4 separate regions of the Homo sapiens genome follow, and regions 2, 3 and 4 are each linked to region 1. The links are chromatin loops, found by intact Hi-C in ENCODE. Cell type or tissue: endothelial cell of umbilical vein. All regions are shown on one strand. Links, peaks and the distances in the headings refer to the core of each region. The heading gives the core; the rest is flanking DNA. Region 1 has its middle 63 kb from the start of FBXO28. Region 2 has its middle 120 kb from the start of FBXO28. Region 3 overlaps LOC105373056 (a long non-coding RNA gene). Region 4 overlaps TP53BP2 (tumor protein p53 binding protein 2).

Evidence for each region. Hi-C counts contacts between places; a loop is a spot of excess contacts. Peaks named below come from ENCODE experiments on the same cell type or tissue, not always from the same donor. Only the 100,000 strongest peaks of a DNase experiment are listed, where the experiment ranks them.
Region 2: a loop joins it to region 1, with 9 times the contacts of the local background. A loop is called at or near these places in 4 of 110 quality-filtered maps.
Region 3: it touches region 1 in a loop (4-fold over the local background); 7 of 110 quality-filtered maps call a loop at or near these places.
Region 4: a loop joins it to region 1, with 13 times the contacts of the local background. A loop is called at or near these places in 13 of 110 quality-filtered maps.

The regions. Positions count from the first base shown.
Region 1 is chr1:224,048,460-224,053,007 of GRCh38, forward strand. No RefSeq gene overlaps it. Among named protein-coding and RNA genes, the nearest start is that of FBXO28, 63 kb to the right of the region's middle. In endothelial cell of umbilical vein, for the core only: a CTCF peak has its summit at 2,555; a DNase peak (open chromatin) is centred at 2,532; H3K27ac peaks cover 830 bases.
Region 2 is chr1:223,990,134-223,994,681 of GRCh38, forward strand. It overlaps the pseudogene GTF2IP20 and the pseudogene SEPTIN7P13. Among named protein-coding and RNA genes, the nearest start is that of FBXO28, 120 kb to the right of the region's middle. RefSeq lists enhancers at 2,272-2,895, 2,359-2,408, 2,896-3,517 and silencers at 2,529-2,668, 2,889-3,068. In endothelial cell of umbilical vein, for the core only: no CTCF peak of the experiment used is centred there; a DNase peak (open chromatin) is centred at 2,498; H3K4me3 peaks cover 1,717 bases; H3K27ac peaks cover 604 bases.
Region 3 is chr1:224,104,311-224,108,858 of GRCh38, forward strand. The region is part of intron 2 of LOC105373056 (a long non-coding RNA gene); the gene reads right to left. It also overlaps the pseudogene RN7SKP49. Among named protein-coding and RNA genes, the nearest start is that of FBXO28, 7.5 kb to the right of the region's middle. RefSeq lists an enhancer at 2,456-2,525. In endothelial cell of umbilical vein, for the core only: a CTCF peak has its summit at 2,617 (motif pointing left); DNase peaks (open chromatin) are centred at 2,591 and 2,981.
Region 4 is chr1:223,810,252-223,814,251 of GRCh38, forward strand. TP53BP2 (tumor protein p53 binding protein 2) reads right to left here. Exons shown (of 18, transcript NM_001031685.3): 3 at 3,989-4,000; 4 at 180-262. Among named protein-coding and RNA genes, the nearest start is that of TP53BP2, 34 kb to the right of the region's middle. In endothelial cell of umbilical vein, for the core only: a CTCF peak has its summit at 1,569; a DNase peak (open chromatin) is centred at 1,570.

The sequences.
Region 1 (4,548 bases), core at 259-4,258:
TTGACGCATAATTTCTCTTCTAAACATTTATCCTAACTGGGCGCGGTGGCTCACGCCTGTAATCCCAGCACTTTGGGAGGCTGAGGTAGGCGGATCACTTGAGGTCAGGAGTTTGAGACCAGCCTGGCCAACATGGTGAAACCCCGTCTCTACTAAAAATACAAAAATTATCCGGGTGTGCTGGCATGTGCCTGTAATCCCAGCTACTTGGGAGGCTGAGGCAGGAGAATTGCTTGAACACGGGAGGCGGAGTTTGCAGTGAGCCAAGATCGCACCATTGCACTCCAGCCTGGGTGAAGAAGCAAGACTCCATCAAAAAAAAAAAAAAAATTATCCTACAGACACACATGGATGGATGCAAAAATGTGTACACCAGGATATTGATTACACTACTATTTGTAGCAACAGAAATTTACGGATACCGGCTCATGCCTGTAATCCCAGCACTTTGGGAGGCTGAGGCGGGCAGATCACGAGGTCGGGAGATCCAGACCATCCTGGCTAACACGATGAAATCCCGTCTCTACTAAAAATACAAAAAAAAATTAGCCGGGCGTGGTGGCGGGCGCCTGTAGTCCCGGCTACTCGGGAGGCTGAGGCAGGAGAATGGCGTGAACCCGGGAGGCGGAGCTTGCGGTGAGCAGAGATCGTGCCACTGCACTCCAGCATGGGCAACAGAGCGAGACTCTGTCTCAAATAAAAAAAAAAGAAAAGAAAAGAAAAAAGAAACTGTTTACTGAATTACAACATATCCATCCATACAATGAAATACTACCCAGCTGTTAAAACAATGAGATAATTCATACATCTTGACATGGAAACATGTCCAAGATACATTGTTAAATTTTTTAAAAGGCAATGCACTAACATGATGTATTTGTAGCTACTCTCGGTGTTTAAAAACAAAAGGATATATATATATATAGTTTATATCCATTAAATATATCTACAAGAACATGAAAACAAAAACCAAAACAGTGGTTGCTTCTAGGGAAGGAAGCTGGAAGACTTGGTGGGGGTGTGGTGGTTGATGTTGAAACAACTTTTCACTTATGCTCTCTTAAACTTTTTGGATTTTTATTAAGCTATTTAAACATAAGTAATTATTCAAGTAAACAGTTTCTTCACTAGAAAAATGTAACTTAAAGGTTTTAATGAAAATTAAAAATTAGAAAAATAGGCGTGAAAAACATAACTTACCAACATAGTATTAAAAAATGGATAACATTAGTGCTCAGATTTCCCCTGATGAGTGGTCAGAGTTGTTAAGTGGTTTCAGACAAGTAAATACAGACAGGTTAATTGCTGGGGAGGGCCGAGCCTTGTTACTAATGAAAGAAACACAGATTTAGGCAACATCAAGAAGCATTATACTATCAATAATGAAAACCAATAAAACTGGAGCTTTCCAAATGGTTCCACTCATTTGAATGATGTGTGCATACCTTTTCCCAAATAATGCTGATACACATCTGCTCAAATACATGAAAGTTCCCATCCTGCCAACTCTTATGGAAGGAGCAAGTTTGCATGTCAGCTGCACAGAAAAGAGGGCAAGTGGTAAGAAGAGGAGATGGGGAGGGAGGCATTTGACAACTTTTCAAGACACCGGCACCAACAACTTACTTGTTTATTGGGGGTTAGCGGCTTTAGGAAAAAATGGTAATTAAATAGAATGTTTTATTTCTGTAAGGCAACTTGGGAATACATAAGAATTATAAAATCATTCTTTGATCCTCTAGTTCTACTTTGGGTCCAAAGTTCCCACATTCATATCAATGCTACTTACGTTAATGAACAAAATTAGAAGTATAATAAAACATGATTGTACTTTTTGTTTTTTGAGACAGAGTCTTCCTCTGTCACTCAGGCTGGAGTGCAATGGCAAGGTCTCAGCTCACTGCAACCTCCACCTCCTGGGTTCAAGCGATTCTCCTGTCTCAGCCTCCTGAGTAGCTGGGATTACAGGCACACACCACTTTTTCCAGCTATTTTTTGTATTTTTAGTAGAGACGGGGTTTCACCATGTTGGCCAGGCTTGTCTTGAACTCCTGACCTCATGATGCACCCACCTTGGCCTCCAAAAGTACTGGGATTACAGGCGTGAGTCACCGCATCCAGCCATGATTTTACTTTCTAAAATGTAAGTATGTAGATAGACTAATTCTAGCATATTAGGTAATATTGAATTAAAAGCAGTATACCAAATAACGGATGAACACTTGTTACAATTATATAAGTCTATGTAGAGACATGATCAAAAGTAGAAAATTAATTTGGAGGAGTGGAAATAGTTTATAATGTATTCATTAGGTTGTGTGAATGGTTGTTTAAATTCACAGAAGAGACCCTATCCATCTGGCAGGCAGTCCAACAGAACAAGGAGGACCAGATGGGCACAGTAATACGTCAGTACTGGCAGAAGAAAGAATATCCAGGACAGGATTAATTACTAATGCCCCCACCCACCTTGGGACCCGGGACAGGCCAGTTGGCCGGCTCGACTTGTCCTGCAGGCACCCAAGGGAATTAAAGGCCACCTGGTGGCTATATCAGAAAATTACAGCTCAGTTGATTCCTGGAGGGCAGCTGCAGCAAGAAAAACTAAATAGGACCTAGACTGACCACAATGTATTGGTTAGCTTCACATACACACAGAAGTATCTTAACAGATTATAACTATTTCCTGCAAATCCTGTTACTTCCTCTTCATTTTTGCCAGGGTCCTCAGTCATGCCTTCTCTCACATTCAATCAGCATAAAACAGGTTGAACATCCCTAATCCAAAAATCCAAAATTCAAAATTCTCCTAAATCTGAAACTTTTTGAGAGCTGACCTGATACCACAAGTGGAAAATTCCACACCTGCCTTCAAGTGACAGATCACAGTCAAAACAGCCAAAACTTTGTTTCATGCACAGAATTATTTAAAATATTGCATAAAACAGACCAGGCATAGTAGCTCAAGCCTATAATTCCAGCACTTTGGGAGGCCGAGGCAAGTGGGTCACTTGAGCTCAGGAGTTCGAGATCAGCCTGGGCAACATGGCAAAACCCCATCTCTACCAAAAATACAAAAAAATTAGCCAGGCTGGCCGGGCACAGTGGCCCACGCTTGTAATCCCAGCACTTTAGGGGGCCGAGGCGGGTGGATCACTTGAGGTCAGGAGTTTGAGACCAGCCTGGCCAACATGGTGAAACCCCGTCTCTACTAAAAATACAAAAATTAGCCCGGCGTGATGGCGGGTGCCTGTAATCCCAGCTACTGGGGAGGCTAAGGCAGGAGAATCGCTTGAACCCGGGAAGAGGTTACAGTGAGCCGAGATTGCGCCATTGCACTCCAGCCTGGGCGACGAGCAAAACTCTGTCTCAAAAAATAAAAATAAAAAATAAAAAAATTAGCTGGGCGTGGTGGTGTGCGCCTGTAGCTACTCAGGAGGCTGAGGTGGGAGGATCCCTTGAGCTTGGGAGGTGGAGGTTGAAGGGAAGTGGAGGTTGCAGGGAGGTAGAGGTTGCAGGGAGGTAGAGGTTGCAAGGTGCCAAGATTGCACAACTGCACTCCAGCCTGGGCAACAGAGCAAGACCCTGTCTCAATAAGTAAATAAATAATAAAATACTGTATAAAATTACCTTCAGGCTATGTATATAAGATGTATATGAAACAAATTAATTTCATGCTTAGACTTGGGTCCCAGCTCCAAGATATCTCATTATGCAAATATTCCAAAATCTGAAAAAGTCCAAAATCTGAAACACTTCTGGTCCTAAGCATTTCTGATAAAGGATACTCAAGCTATATCTCTATCTTCTTTCCTCTGAAAATGCCACATGCAGAATTCATTACTATTGCATGTGAATGAGCAAGATTTAGCATTTAAATAGTCAAAACCATCCCTTTGCTTCAGCACATCCTCTAATTCTTCTCCAGAAACATGGCAATATACATATTTTGTTATTAAACAATAACAATGATAACTGTTTGATTCACAAAGACAAATATGTGTTTTGTTTCACTATCTTTTTTTAGTGACTCATTCATTATTGAACACTATTCCCATCATTCAGTCAACTCTTGAATATCCTTTGAGATAGTTTGAGTAATTAAAATAGCAGCATTTAATTTCAGGTCTATTTTTGATAGAATTATTATTAGTACCCTCAGCGAGGTCTCTCTGCCTGAAAGACAGCTCCCCCCTCCCTCCCACCAAGTGACAAGTCCTGATATGACATTAAAAACGCATGAATCCCAGCTGCTCGGGAGGCTGAGATGGAAGAATCACTTAAGCCCAGGAGGTCGAGGCTGCAGTCAGCTATGATCACGCCACCGCACTCCAGCCTGGGCAACAGAGGTATACCCTGTCTCTAAAATAATAATAATAATAATAATAATAATAAGTAAAAAGCATTTTAAAAGATAAGGAAAGTCTCTTTCAAAAGGAACTTCTGGACACTGACACCTGACTCCCTGGGCTTTTGTTTGATTCCCTTTTCCGCTGAGGTCTACTTCCTGATTACTCAGCTGACCATTCCTCATCTATTTGTCATGAA
Region 2 (4,548 bases), core at 254-4,253, 58 kb before region 1:
TTTTCAGTTGAGACAGGGTTTCTCCATATTGGTCAGGCTGGTCTCGAACTCCTGACCTCAGGTGATCCACTGACCTTGGCCTCCCAAAGTGCTGGGATTACAGGTATGAGCCACCATGCCTAGCCAAGAAACCCTTATTTTAAAACAAGCCAGGCGCGGTGGCTCATGCCTATAATCCCAGCACTTTGGGAAGCCAAGGCGGGTGGATCACTTGACGTCAGTAGTTTGAGACCAGCCTGGGCATCATGTTGTAACCCCATCTCTACTAAAAATATATTTAAAAAATTAGCTGGGCATGGTGGTGGGCACCTGTAATTCCAGCTTCTCAGGAGGCTGAGGCAGGAGAACCACTTGAACCTGGGAAGTGGAGGTTGCAGTGAGCGGAGATCACGCCACTGCACTCTAGCCTGGGTGACAATAGAAAGACTCCATCTCAAAAACAAAACAAAACAAAAAACCACTAAAAAAGACTCCATTTCAAAAACAAAACTAAAACCAAAAACACAACACAAATGTAGTACACAAATGAAAATAATTACTGTGTTAAACACAGTTTCATAGAAAATAAAAGACCAATCAAATACAATAAGCTGCCTTTTTAGATGGGTATGTTATTCTTCTTTCACAGCTAAAGAAACGGGCTCAGAGAATGTTATTTGATTGGACTGTGTTGCATTTCTGGACAGTGCAGCTGAGATCACACTTTGTGTGTAACTCCACTAGCCTACCAGGGTGCCTCTCATAAAGGTAAGAAATGTAAATTTGGCCTAATATACAAAGTTGCCAGGGCAGCACTGGGTCAATTCTACATACAGTACTTCTATGTTCATCAAGGGAAACCTTAAGGGAAAGTGAAAATGCTCCTAGAAGGCGACTGGACACGAGCGCCTTTGCTTGTTGCCTTTAGGCTCTTCTTCTAAGGCCAACAGTGACCTGAAATTATTGACTGGCTTTTCCAATCAAGTGGACAAAATGGTACCAAGGTCGCCAACATCAGACAAATTCACTTGAGGGCCTTATCTATGTGCTTTGAAAGACAAAACTGCTTTTGTAAAGGACACTGTATTTCAGAAAAACATAATCATATTAACAAATAATAACACTGTAAAATGCTGATGTGTTGAATGCTACTTTAGAAAAACATGCTCAAATCCAGGGAAAAAATTTGATACAAAACTACGTATCAATTATCTAGCTAGCTAGCTATCTAGAGACCTGCTTTCATTCTATTGCTCAGGATGGGAAGCAGTGGGATTATCATAGCTCACTGCAGCCTTGAGCTCCTGGCCTCAAGTGATCCTCCTGCCTCAGCCTCCTAACTAGCTAGAGCCACAGGTGGACACATTATGCCTGGGTTTTTGTTTGTTTGTTTTGTAGAGACAGGGTGTCACTACATTGCCAGGCTGGTGTCAAACTTTGGAGTCTCGCTGTGTCGCCCAGGCTGGGGTGCAGTGGTGCGATCTTGGCCCAATGCAACCTCCGCCTCCCGGGTTCAAGTAATTCTCCTTTATCAGCCTCCCAAGTAGCTGGGACTACAGGCATGCGCCACCATGGCCGGCTGATTTTTGTATTTTTTGTAGAGACTGGGTTTCACCATGGCCAGGCTGGTCTCCAACTCCTGACCTCAGGTGATACACCCGCCTTGGCCTCCCAAAGTGTTGGGATTACAGGTGTCAGCCACTGAGCCTGGCGGAGCACTTTCTTATGTTATTAAGTAGCCTAACCCAGGTGGGGCGCTGTCCCTCACGCCTGTAATCCCGACAACTCTGATGGCCAAGGTGAGAAGATCGCTTCAACTCAGGAGTTTGAAACTGGCCCGGGCAACATAGCGAGGCCCCCCCCCCGACCCCATCTCTAGAAAAAAATACAAAAATTAGGCCAGGTGCCCACCGCGCCCGGCTAATTTTTGTATCTTTTGTAGAGACGGGGTTTCGTCATGTTGCCCAGGCTGGTCTCGACTCCTGAGCCCAAGCCATCCATCCTCCCGCCTCGGCCTCCCAAAGTGCTGGGATTACAGTAGGGCCCAGCCAGCCTCATGTTTTATTTAGCAGTCCCTCCCTGTTGCACACCTGGATAGTTTTTTTAATTTTTTTAGACAGGGTTTACCTCAATCTCGCAGGCTGGAATGCTGTGGTGGGATCATAGCTCACTGGAGCCTTGAACCTTTGGGTTCAAGTAGCTGGGGGGCTGAGGTAGGACTACAGAGATGGGGTTGCGCCATGTTGCTACGCTGCTCTTGGCCTGAAGGGTCCTCCCGCCTCGGCCGCGCCAGACATAGTTTTCTATTTTTGACCAACATAAACACTGTGCTGGGTCTGAATTTTTCAGCTACCCTTCTTCAGCCGGCAACACACAGGACCTGGCGGGGAGGTCGCTCTTACCAGTCCCCACTCTGACGAGAAAACTGCCCAGCTCCAGGCACCATAGCGCCCCAGTGACGCAGCCGAACACCCGCGCCTCTGACGTCGCCAAAGGCCCACCTCTATGGTGTCGGCGAAGACCCGCCCTTGTGACGTCACGGAAGGCGCGCTCTTGTGACGTCGCAGGGAACTACCACTCACGCAGAGCCAATCGGAACTCGCGGTGGGGCTGCTGGTTCTTCCAGGAGCGCGCATGAGCGGACGCTGCCTACGGGTGGCCGGGCGGGATGTAACCGGCTGCTGAGCTGGCAGTTCTGTGTCGCTAGGCTTCTGCCCGGCCGCCGCCGCACATAAGCTGCGAGGAGGAGCTTTACGACTTCCCGGTCTTCGGGGCCGGGCGCAGCAAGGGCCAGACTCTGCGCTAGCAGGCGCTGCGCGCCAACCGGCCGGCACCTGTCGCAGAAGGTGCAACCGATCGCACTGTCGCGCAGAAGCTCCTCAATGGCCAGCGCCAGCTGCAGCCCCGGCCGCCCACTCGCCTCATCTGAGCCTGGGTACGTGCGCCCCACAACGCCTCCCCCAGCCAGGGCCCGGGGATCCCCGGGAGCGTCCCCGGCTACCTGGCGCCGCTCATCCTGGGTAGGGTCGGCCCCCTCTGAGGCTGCCTGGCATGAGGGAGCTGCACCCCTGAGCTTGACCTCTGACGGCCCTTTGTAATAGCATTAAGTCTTTGAAACTTTGTAGCGGGGTAGAAGGGGCTAGGAAATGAAGAAAACATCTTTTTAAAAATATAAGCAGTCGGCTGGGCGAGGTGGCCCACGCCTGTAATCCCAGCACTTTGGGAGGTCGAGGCAGGTGGATCACGAGGACAGGAGTTCAAAACCAGCCTGGCCAGCATGGTTTCACTGAAACCCCGTCTCTACTAAAAACACAAAAATTAGTCGGGCGTGGTGGCTGGTGCCTGTAATCCCAGCTACCCGGGAGGCTGAGGCAGAGAATTGTTTGAACCCGGGATGCGGAGGTTGCAGTGAGCGGAGATCGCGCCACTGCACTCCAGCCTGGGCAACAGACCAAGACTCCGTCTAAACAAACAAATATATGTGTGTATATATATGCGATCGAGCCCGGGAGGTTGAGATTACAGTGAGCTGAGATTATATAAGCGATCGAGCACTGGAGGTTGATGTTACAGTGAGCTGAGATTGCGCCATTGCACTCCAGCCTGTGTAACAGAGGGAGACTCTGTCTCTAAAAAATTATATGCAAGTGAGAGCTTTTCTTCCAGCGCTCATGCTCAGACTGAAGAAAGTAATTGGGCCAGGCCCGGTGGCTCACGCCCGTAATCCCAGCATTTTGGGAGGCGGAGGCGGAAGCGGGTGGATCACTTGAGCTCAGGAATTCCAGACTAGTTTGGGCAACATGGTGGAAGCCTGTCTCTACAAAAATACAAAAAATTAGCTGGGCATGGTGGCACGCACTTGTAGTCTCCGCTACTTGCCGGGCTTAGGCGGGAGAATCGCTCAGCTGCAGCCTCGACCTCCAGGGGCAATCCATTTCAGCCTCCCAAAGTGCTGAGATTACAGGAATGAGCCATCGTGCCTGGCTTTACACTATATTTTAATACTTTTTTTGAAAATGGAAACTTTTACAGGCAATTCACTTCCTTCAAACTAATGATAAGGAAGTGATGCTGTTCTGTTCTGTTTTGTTTTTTGTTTTTGTGGGTTTTTTTTCTTTTTTGAGATGGGGTCTTGCCCAGGTTGGAGTGAGTTGGTGCAAACAAGGCTCACTGCAGCCTTGACCTTCGGGCTCAAGGAATCCTTCCCTGTCAGCCTCCCCGGTAGCTAGGACTACAGGTGCATGCTACCACGCTTGGCTAATTCTTTTTTTGAAATGGAGTCTCACTCTGTCTCCCAGGCTGGAGTGCAGTGGTGCAATCTCGGCTCACTGCAGGCTGGTCTCAACCTCTGACTTCGGCTGGTCCACCCACTTCTGCATCCCAAAGTGCTGGGATTACAAGTGTGACCCACCGCGCCTGGCGATTTTGCTCATTTTAGATACTAGAACTTTTTAATTTAAATTTTTTTTTTCCTGAGATGGAGTCTTACTTTGTCTCCAGGCTGGAGTGTAGTGGCGTAATCTCGGCTCACTGCAACCTCCGCCTCCTGAGTTCAAGCGATTCTCCTGC
Region 3 (4,548 bases), core at 284-4,283, 56 kb after region 1:
ACCCTGTCTCAATAAATAAATAAATAAATAAATAAGTCCAAAAATGATAGATGTTGGTGTGAATGCATTGAAAAGCGAACATTTATACACTGTTGGTGGGAATGTAAATTAGTACAACCTCTGTGGAAAATAGTGTGGAGATTTCTCAAAGAACTAAAAGTAGATCTACCATTCAATCAGCAATCCCACTACTGGGTATCTACTCAAAGTACAAGAAGTCATTATATCAAAAAGACACCTAAACCCATATGTTTATTGCAGCACAATTTACAACTGCATAGATATAGAATCAAACTAAGTGTCCATCAACCAATGAGTGGATAAGTATATACTACATTTATATCCCATAGAATACTACTCAGTCATAAAAAAATGAAATAATGTATTCTGCAGCAACTTAGATGGAACTGAAGGCCATTATCCTAAGTGAAGTAACTTAGGAATGGAAAACCAAATACTGCATGTTCTCACTTATAAGTGGGAGCTAAGCTATGGGTACACAGCAGTGTAATAGACATTGGAGACTCAGAAGCAGGGAGGGAGGTGAGAGATGAAAACTTACCGGCTGGGTACAATGTACACTATTTAGGTGATGGGTACACTAAAAGCCCTGACTTCACCATTATGTAATTCATTCATGTAACCAAAAACCACTTGTACCCTAAAGCTATTGAAATTAAATAGTAATAATTTTAAAAGATGCAATTGATTGATAAAGTATAAGATTGTCTTGAAAACTTACATTTGTTACAATAATTTCAGTCTTGTGTAAAGCTGCTAGAGCTAGTCCACTGATTAAAGACTCTCTAGGAAGTGTTACCATATCAACAAATGCAATCAGATCTAAAAAGAAAAAACAAAAAGAATGAGGGAGATGAAGAGAGGTAGAGGAACGGCCAGTGGAATAGAAGGAAAATCAGGATGGCATATTGACCTAAAAGCCAAGTGCAGGAAGTGTTTTAAAGAGGGTAGAATCATCAACTGTGTCAAATGCTCCTGACAAGTCAAGTAAGATGAGTACTAAGAATTGACCCTTGGATTTAGCAATGTGGAGGTCCCCAGAGAACTTAATAAGAGCCATTTTGATGATATGGTCAGAGTAAAAGCCTGATTGAAGTGGGATCAAGAGAGAATACGAGAAGAGAAATCGGAGGCAGCAGCAAGAATGGCCAACTCTTTAAAGACGTTTGGCTGTGAAGAGAAGGAGAGAGATGGGGTAGTAGCTAGAAGAGTAGATGAAGCGAAGAGATGTTTTCCTAAGATGGGAGAACTAATGGCATGTGTATATGTGGAAGAGAAATAGAAGCAATCAGAAGAAACATCCACAGACTCTTACATTTACCCATCAGTCTGCACCTACCTGTGTGCTCTGCCTCCTCTTCTGTTACTTCAGATGAACTTTTTCAGTTCCCAGCTAACACCCGTGTTTCCACTTGCATAAAAGATCCTGTCCTCTCTCCTCTACTCAAGAAATCAGCAATTCCTTCTCTCCCACCAAAGTTTCCTTGTCTCCCACTAAAATTTCTCTCTTTACCTACTATTTTGACATTGAAATAAAAAGTCAGGTCAATAGTTGGATGGGGGATCGAAGGTTTGAGAAGAGAGGAGAAGATGTAAAATAATCATTTAGAAAAAGAGTAGAGGAAGTGAACTTGGAAAATATGCAGTGACTTCAGGGTAGCAGTAGAACCCACTGGAGGGTCACAATTACAAAGTTAAAGTGAAAACAGTCAGCAAGGTTGCATATATTTTGGTAGCCACTCTCAGCTCTCTAATGCAGGAAGGAGTAAGTAGAGAGTTGGATTTAACAATATTCTAACCTGGCCGGGCGCGATGGCTCACACCTGTAATCCCAGCACTTTGGGAGGCTGAGGCAGGCAGATCACCTGAGGTCAGGAGTTCAACATGGTGAAACCCCCTCTCCACTAAAAATACAAAAATTAGTCAGGCGTGGCGGTGGACGCCTGTAGTCCTAGCTACTCGGGAGGCTGAGGCAGGAGAATTGCTTGAACCCAGGAGGCAGAGGTTGAAGTAACTGAGATCGCCCCACTACACTCCAGCCTGGGCAACAGAGTGAGTGAGACTCTTTAAAAAAAAAAAAAAGACTTAATAACTGTAGCAGGGAATTGGAACAATGAGGGATTGGCTAGTAAGAAGTAAAGAAAACTCTAAAGAATAAAAGAATAACAAATAAAGTAGCAGCCATGTTCTTTGAGCTGGGATAGAGTATCCAGGGAAAAGGCTCCCCAGGCCCAGGACCCAGATCTTGGAGGGCACAGGTATGGCTCACTAGGCAGCAGAGAAATTCTTGTGATTCTGTGCTGGCAGAACTGGCTGGAAATCTGCCCTTTGGAATTTACCAGAAATCTGTCCTCTAGGATGTCAGGGAAAGCAGGTCATGGAGAGGTGTCGCACCAGACACTTTACTACAAAGCCATTCAAGGGAGAAGGTGATGCCAAGGGAAGCTGCTGGTCAATGGGTGCTACTGACTACCCTGCCAGGCAGGACATGGTGCTGGAGAATCTGCCCGTGTGCTGCAGGAGCTGCCAAGCAAGCACACCGTAACCAGGAAGCAAAACTCTTTGCTCTTGCAATGTCTGCCCAGAGCCCTCTACTGACATAGCTTCACACTGCGCCAGCTGATAAAGAAAAAAACATTTAATGGGCCCGTTAGTATTTTCACAAAGCAAGCAAAAAAGGGTGAATATAGAGCTCAGAGGCAATTAAATGATAATTGACACAAACATTTTTTAAATAATTAAAAGCAAAAACAATCACCACTGGTCTACAGAATTAAAGTCCAAAATCCTGTGCACACATGCACTTCTCTCATCTTTTGGATGTTTACCTAATTCATGCTATTTGCTTTTACTGTTACCTTTGTTTGAAATGTCCTCACACCCTTTTTCAACTTTTAATTAACAAAACCACTGCAAGTATCCCAACATCATCATCCTTCTAAGTCAAGCTGAAAAAGAACCTTCTCCATGAAACTTTCCCTGGTGTTCCCATAAGTTTTGTTTACACACCTTTCTAATGGCAGAACAGAGGCAGCTGAATCACATGTCCAGAATAGTCCAGGAAATTAAGCTTTTCTTCCTGAATATACAACTTTAGGAAAACTGCACATGAGAAAATAAGGAAACACCAGTCCAGTCTGCCAGGTCAATGGAATAAATTCAGGCCATCAATGTGGTGACTGGTACTGCAGCCAGATTCATATCATCCCCAGGGTGGGAAATATTGTTTATATCTTAGTATCTTCCTAGCATTACCCATGTAGCAATCAATAAACACTTGCTGAATTGAAAGTCTAGTGGACTACCTTTTTCTGGAGTCAAACTTTAAATTTTAAAAAATTTATCTAATCATAAAATTTCATATATTAGTCATGATAGAAAATGTCTTATCTAGTCAAAAGATGGATCTTTAGGCTGGGTGCAGTGGCTCACGCTTGTAATCCCAGCATTTTGGGAGGCCAAGGCAAGCAGATCACTTGAGGCCAGGAGTTCTAGACCAGCCTGGCCAACATGGTGAAACCCCGTCTCTACTAAAAATATAAAAACCAGCCGGGCATGGTGGCTTGTGCCTGTAGTCCCAGCTACTTGGGAGGCTGAGGCACAAGAATCTTTTGAATCTGAGAGGTGGACGTTCCAGTGAGCCAAGATCACACCACTGCACTCCAGCCTGGGTGACAGGGCAAGACTCTGTCTTAAATAAATAAATAAATATTTAAAAAGATGGATCTTTAAAAACACAGTTAATTGCAATCCATAGAAACTTCAAATCTCTTTTTAGTTAGGATATGAGCTCTTCCTTCATTCTTTCTAAATATATTACAAATCTGCTAGCAAATAGAAAAATAATATCTAGTTTTAGCTTCTTTTTTAATATATAAAGCCCATCTTCCTATGGAGGTACCATTGAATAGGCTAGATCACCCCTCACCATGTCCCACCACACCCAACACCCCCCATCTCCTCAACACACACCCTAACCAGGGAAGCAGAAGAATAACAGAGTCCTCATTGTAGTAAATTGATTTTAACACCTTTAATCAGAGGCATTCCAAACCCCACCCATTTGCAGTCTCAGTTCATCCTCATTTCAACTGTGTGATATAAGAGAGGTAATATTCTCCCCTTTTACAAATATGAAACTAGAAACACACAGATCTTAAGAAGCATGTGTCCATCTCATACCCGAGACCACTGTCTTGCAAAGGTCCTATTGTAGTCTGTTGGCATAAAACTATATTTAGAACCTAGAACTACTCTTGAATTCAAATATTTGTATTAGTTACAAATAATTGTTGTGATTGGAAAGCATATCCAAAACAAGCACTGATTTTAATAATTGAAACAAATCCAAAACAAACATTGATTTTAATAATTGAAACAAAGAAACCATTTGCTTTGAAATTCTCTTATTAAAAATATGTACGGGCTCACACCTGTAATCCCAGCACTTTGGGAGGCTGAGGCGGGCAGATCGCTTGAGCTCAAGAGTTCCAGACCAACCTAGGCAACATGGTGAAACCCTATCTC
Region 4 (4,000 bases), core at 1-4,000, 240 kb before region 1:
AATAGTCAGCCATATACAGATCATTAAAATTAATAGTTTCTATGAAACAAATTTAAAATAACCTTTAAAAAGCGGCCATCCTTAGCCCATTGAATAACAAAGTAATAATGAATAAGATTTAAAGTTAAAAAATATGTATCACTGTGGTATATACAGTATGGATAAAAACAACAACTTACACCGTTCTCCTTTCTTCGATATTCACCAGGAACTTTTACACCATTTCTTTTTAAACTTGGATCCTGAGATCTTGGTCCACTCACTAAGGACAAAATTCAAAAACTATGCATTAACACTAGAGTTGACAGATATTTTAAGAACCAGTTCATTTCTGAGTTCTGTCATTACTGTTTGATATTTTAAGTTGAATGTATTCTTAAAACAAAATATTTTCTAATAGCAATGGACTTAAGGTCTCATAACTCAGTGTGTTTTGCAAAATTAATTTCATGGAACAGTGAATACTCAGCACTACTAAATATCACATGCCACCTATTCATTAGGAAAGCTGTCTGATTCACATACCAAAGGAGGAAAAATTAACAAACGTAATGTACTTCTGACTATGAGTAATTCATACCATTTGCTTATAGTTGCTCTTCCTAGTCATCTATTTAGCTACTCAGTAGTTAAACCAAGAAAAACTTCACTGAAATAGTTGAAAATTACATCAATGCATCCTTGTACTCGCTAACAATATTTTTAACTTATTATGAGAAGAAAGCACTTAAAAAAAGGAACAAGTAGTATCTTAATTATTTGGTTTATTGCAAACATTTTGTGGTAATTTGTAAGTACTATGAGGTACTTCCACATTTATTTAAGCAAAATATTTGTTTAAGTTTGTGAAGGTACTATCCAGAAACACTATATATTCTGCTTTTTTGGCTAAAAAGAATTTTTAAAGCCAAAATACATGGGTCTTTCAGTACCACTTAATGTATCATAAAAGGAAACGTCTTAATTTAAACTAATACATTATAAGAAGCAAATAATACCAACAGAGAATTTTAAAAATATATTAAGCTCATACCTGTACTTCCCAGAAATTAAAAAAATTATCAAATTACCTCCCAAGAAACTTAAGTAAAATGTCTATTATAACTGTCAGGAATCTTAGCACAAATTCCCATTGCTAATAAACAAATAAATAAACATGTCTACTCAGAGCCAAGTATCACACTTGCACCTAATTCTAATATGATCAGCTTTTATTTTTAAAATGCAGCTCAATTATCTGGCAAAATAGCTCAGGTAATCTGCCACAATATTTCTGTAAGAAAAAAAAACTTCTATAATTTCAGAATAATTGCTTTCTTTGCTGTCTTAAAGAGAGAGCACTTAACTAGTTTCTCCTTTGTATCATCAGTTACCTAATTAAAGTAAGCAATAAGAGCCTTAAACATAATTTCATATACATTCAGGGTCACAGGTCCTAATTGAATTGGAAAAAGAATATGGTGACAGTCTCCTAATCCTTAATCGAGAGGTCTAGACCAAAAACAGTAAGTTAACACCTTAATAAAGGAGACTGAAAAACAATCCTTGTTTTATCCCAATTTCAACACTATGTGGCACTGGTGTTTTGTGACAACGTGAAAACAGCTCCTTTATCTTCAGATTATATTTCTCACATTACTGACACTGAAACTGCATATTGCACTATTGAGAGACTATTTAATAATTTATCCAGTACTATACAGCAAGATATTTGAACAGGTAGATGAATGGGTAAAATTCAACTAATTAGATGAGTGCATGTGATGTAAATAGAGAACAAAAAAAAAAATAAGATGCAAATGCCAATATAAAACTACAAAAAAAAAAAGAAAAAAGCCTACGGAAAAAAATACATGTTTACTTAAAATAAAATTACAGACACCAGTGATACTGAAAGGCAACCAGGTAGCTTGGCTGAGGTGATTCAGGTTCCACTCCTGGCTCTGCCTCTAGGTGTGTGGCCTCTGACAAGTCACTTAACCCCTAAGTATCAGCATTTCTCATCTGTAGGGTAGAAGGGGCCAAACTAAGTCAATTCTGCCCCTCAGCTAACCCGTACTATAAATTTAATCATTCCTAATGGTCAGGTACCATATAGACACTTGCGTTAATGCAACAGTTAGTTAATAAAACTGAACTTTTTTTTTGGAGACGGAGTCTCGCTCTGTCGCCCAGGCTGGAGTGCAAATGGTGTGATCTCGGCTCACTGCAACATCCGCCTCCCGGGTTCAAGCGATTCTTCCACTTCAGCCTCCCAAGTAGCTGGGATTACAGACGCCCAGCTAATTTTTGTTTTTTGTTGTTGTTGTTGTTGTTGTTTTCGTTTTTTCAGATGAGTCTTGCTGTGTCGCCAGGCTGCAGTGCGTGGTGCCATCTCGGCTCACTGCAACCGCCAACTCCCTGATTCAAGCGATTCTCCCGCCTCAGCCTCCCGAGTAGCTGGGATCACAGGCACATGCCACCATGCCCAGCTAATTTTTGTATTTTTAGTAGAGACAGGGTTTCACCATGTTGGCCAGGATGGTCTGTCTCGATCTCCTGACTTCGTGATCCTCCCGCCTCGTCCTCCCAAAGTGCTGGGATTACAGGCGTGAGCCACCATACCCGGCCTAATTTTTGTATTTTTAGTAGAGACAGAGTTTCGTCATGTTGGCCAGGCTGGTCTCAAACTCCTGATCTAAGGTGATCTACCCACCTCAGCCTCCCAAAGTGCTGGGATTACAGGCATGAGCCACCGCGCTCAGCCAAAACTGAGCTTTTGTAATGTCCAATAACCCTGCTCGTTCTCCCACATCCTACAAGACTGCTGGGTCACAGGGATGGCTGTGTCCCCAGTGTCTACTGCTGCTTCCCACCCACACTCTCTCTCCACCCTCCCCCTACAGTCATCTATAAACTCTGGTCACAATCCCTGGTCACTAACGATGTGACCAACTGACTCCCTTGTTCTCTCCACCTCCAAGTCCTGCCTTCATTCTGGATGACATTACCGCCCAAATGCTAGCCTCTCAGTTCTAGCTTTCTCGTCTCCACTCTAATTCAGCCTCATTTCAGGGCCCCACCTGGGACCACAACACTAGAAGCCCTCTACCTCCGAAATTTTCAATTCAAACCTTCTGTTTTTTGACCACTATTTCCTTTCAATCTCAGGCGTCTCACTCATTTCCTCTCACACCTGTTCTTTCATCTAACTGAGACTCACAGCCTCTTAACTCTGTCTACTCTTTCCCCACAGCCCCTCCTGTCTTCACTTCTTCCCCACCCAGCTAAGGTATCACCTTGCCAATACCCTCTTCTCCCCTGTCCCACTGAACTCCCATTGAATTTGTCTAGAAACCTTGGGTTTTCTAGACAATTGCCTAGAAAAATTTGTCTAGACACCTTTGTTTTCTTCTCTTCTTACAACCCACCTGGGCTGTAGACCACCACTGGAGAAAAATCATGTATGGTCTCATGGTCTCTAATCTCAACTGGCCTCAATGGTTCCCAGCAGTCTGGCTTCCCTAGTAAGCCCTCTCTCCTAATCTCCAAAACAGCTCCAGCTTCCCACCCACCTCCATCATCACTCCTACCTCAGAGAAAACAAATGTTTTTAGATGAGAAATCCCTCAACTTACTCCCACAAAATGCACAAATTTAGCCACATCTGCCACAGTTTTATTTCTGTCCTGTTATTATGGAAGAGGGATCCTTCCTCTTGTCTAAGAGGACTTTCTGCCTCAGGGCTGTGGAAGGACCTAATCAGGGACCCTGCCTAACAAGTATTTCCTTTCTTATAGTTTCAACCCCCTGCTCTAATGACTCCTTCCCACCTGCATTAAACAACTATAGTCAAACTTCTCCCCTCGACAGCCTATCTCCACTGTTTCCACTTCCTAACCTCTCCTTCACCTCTCAAATTACCTGGCTTCTCATCATGTGCCACCTACTACTCCCAGCACAAAATAAAAGCTTAAATATCTGTCACGATTCACAGAGCACTACCTACCAATGTCCCTGC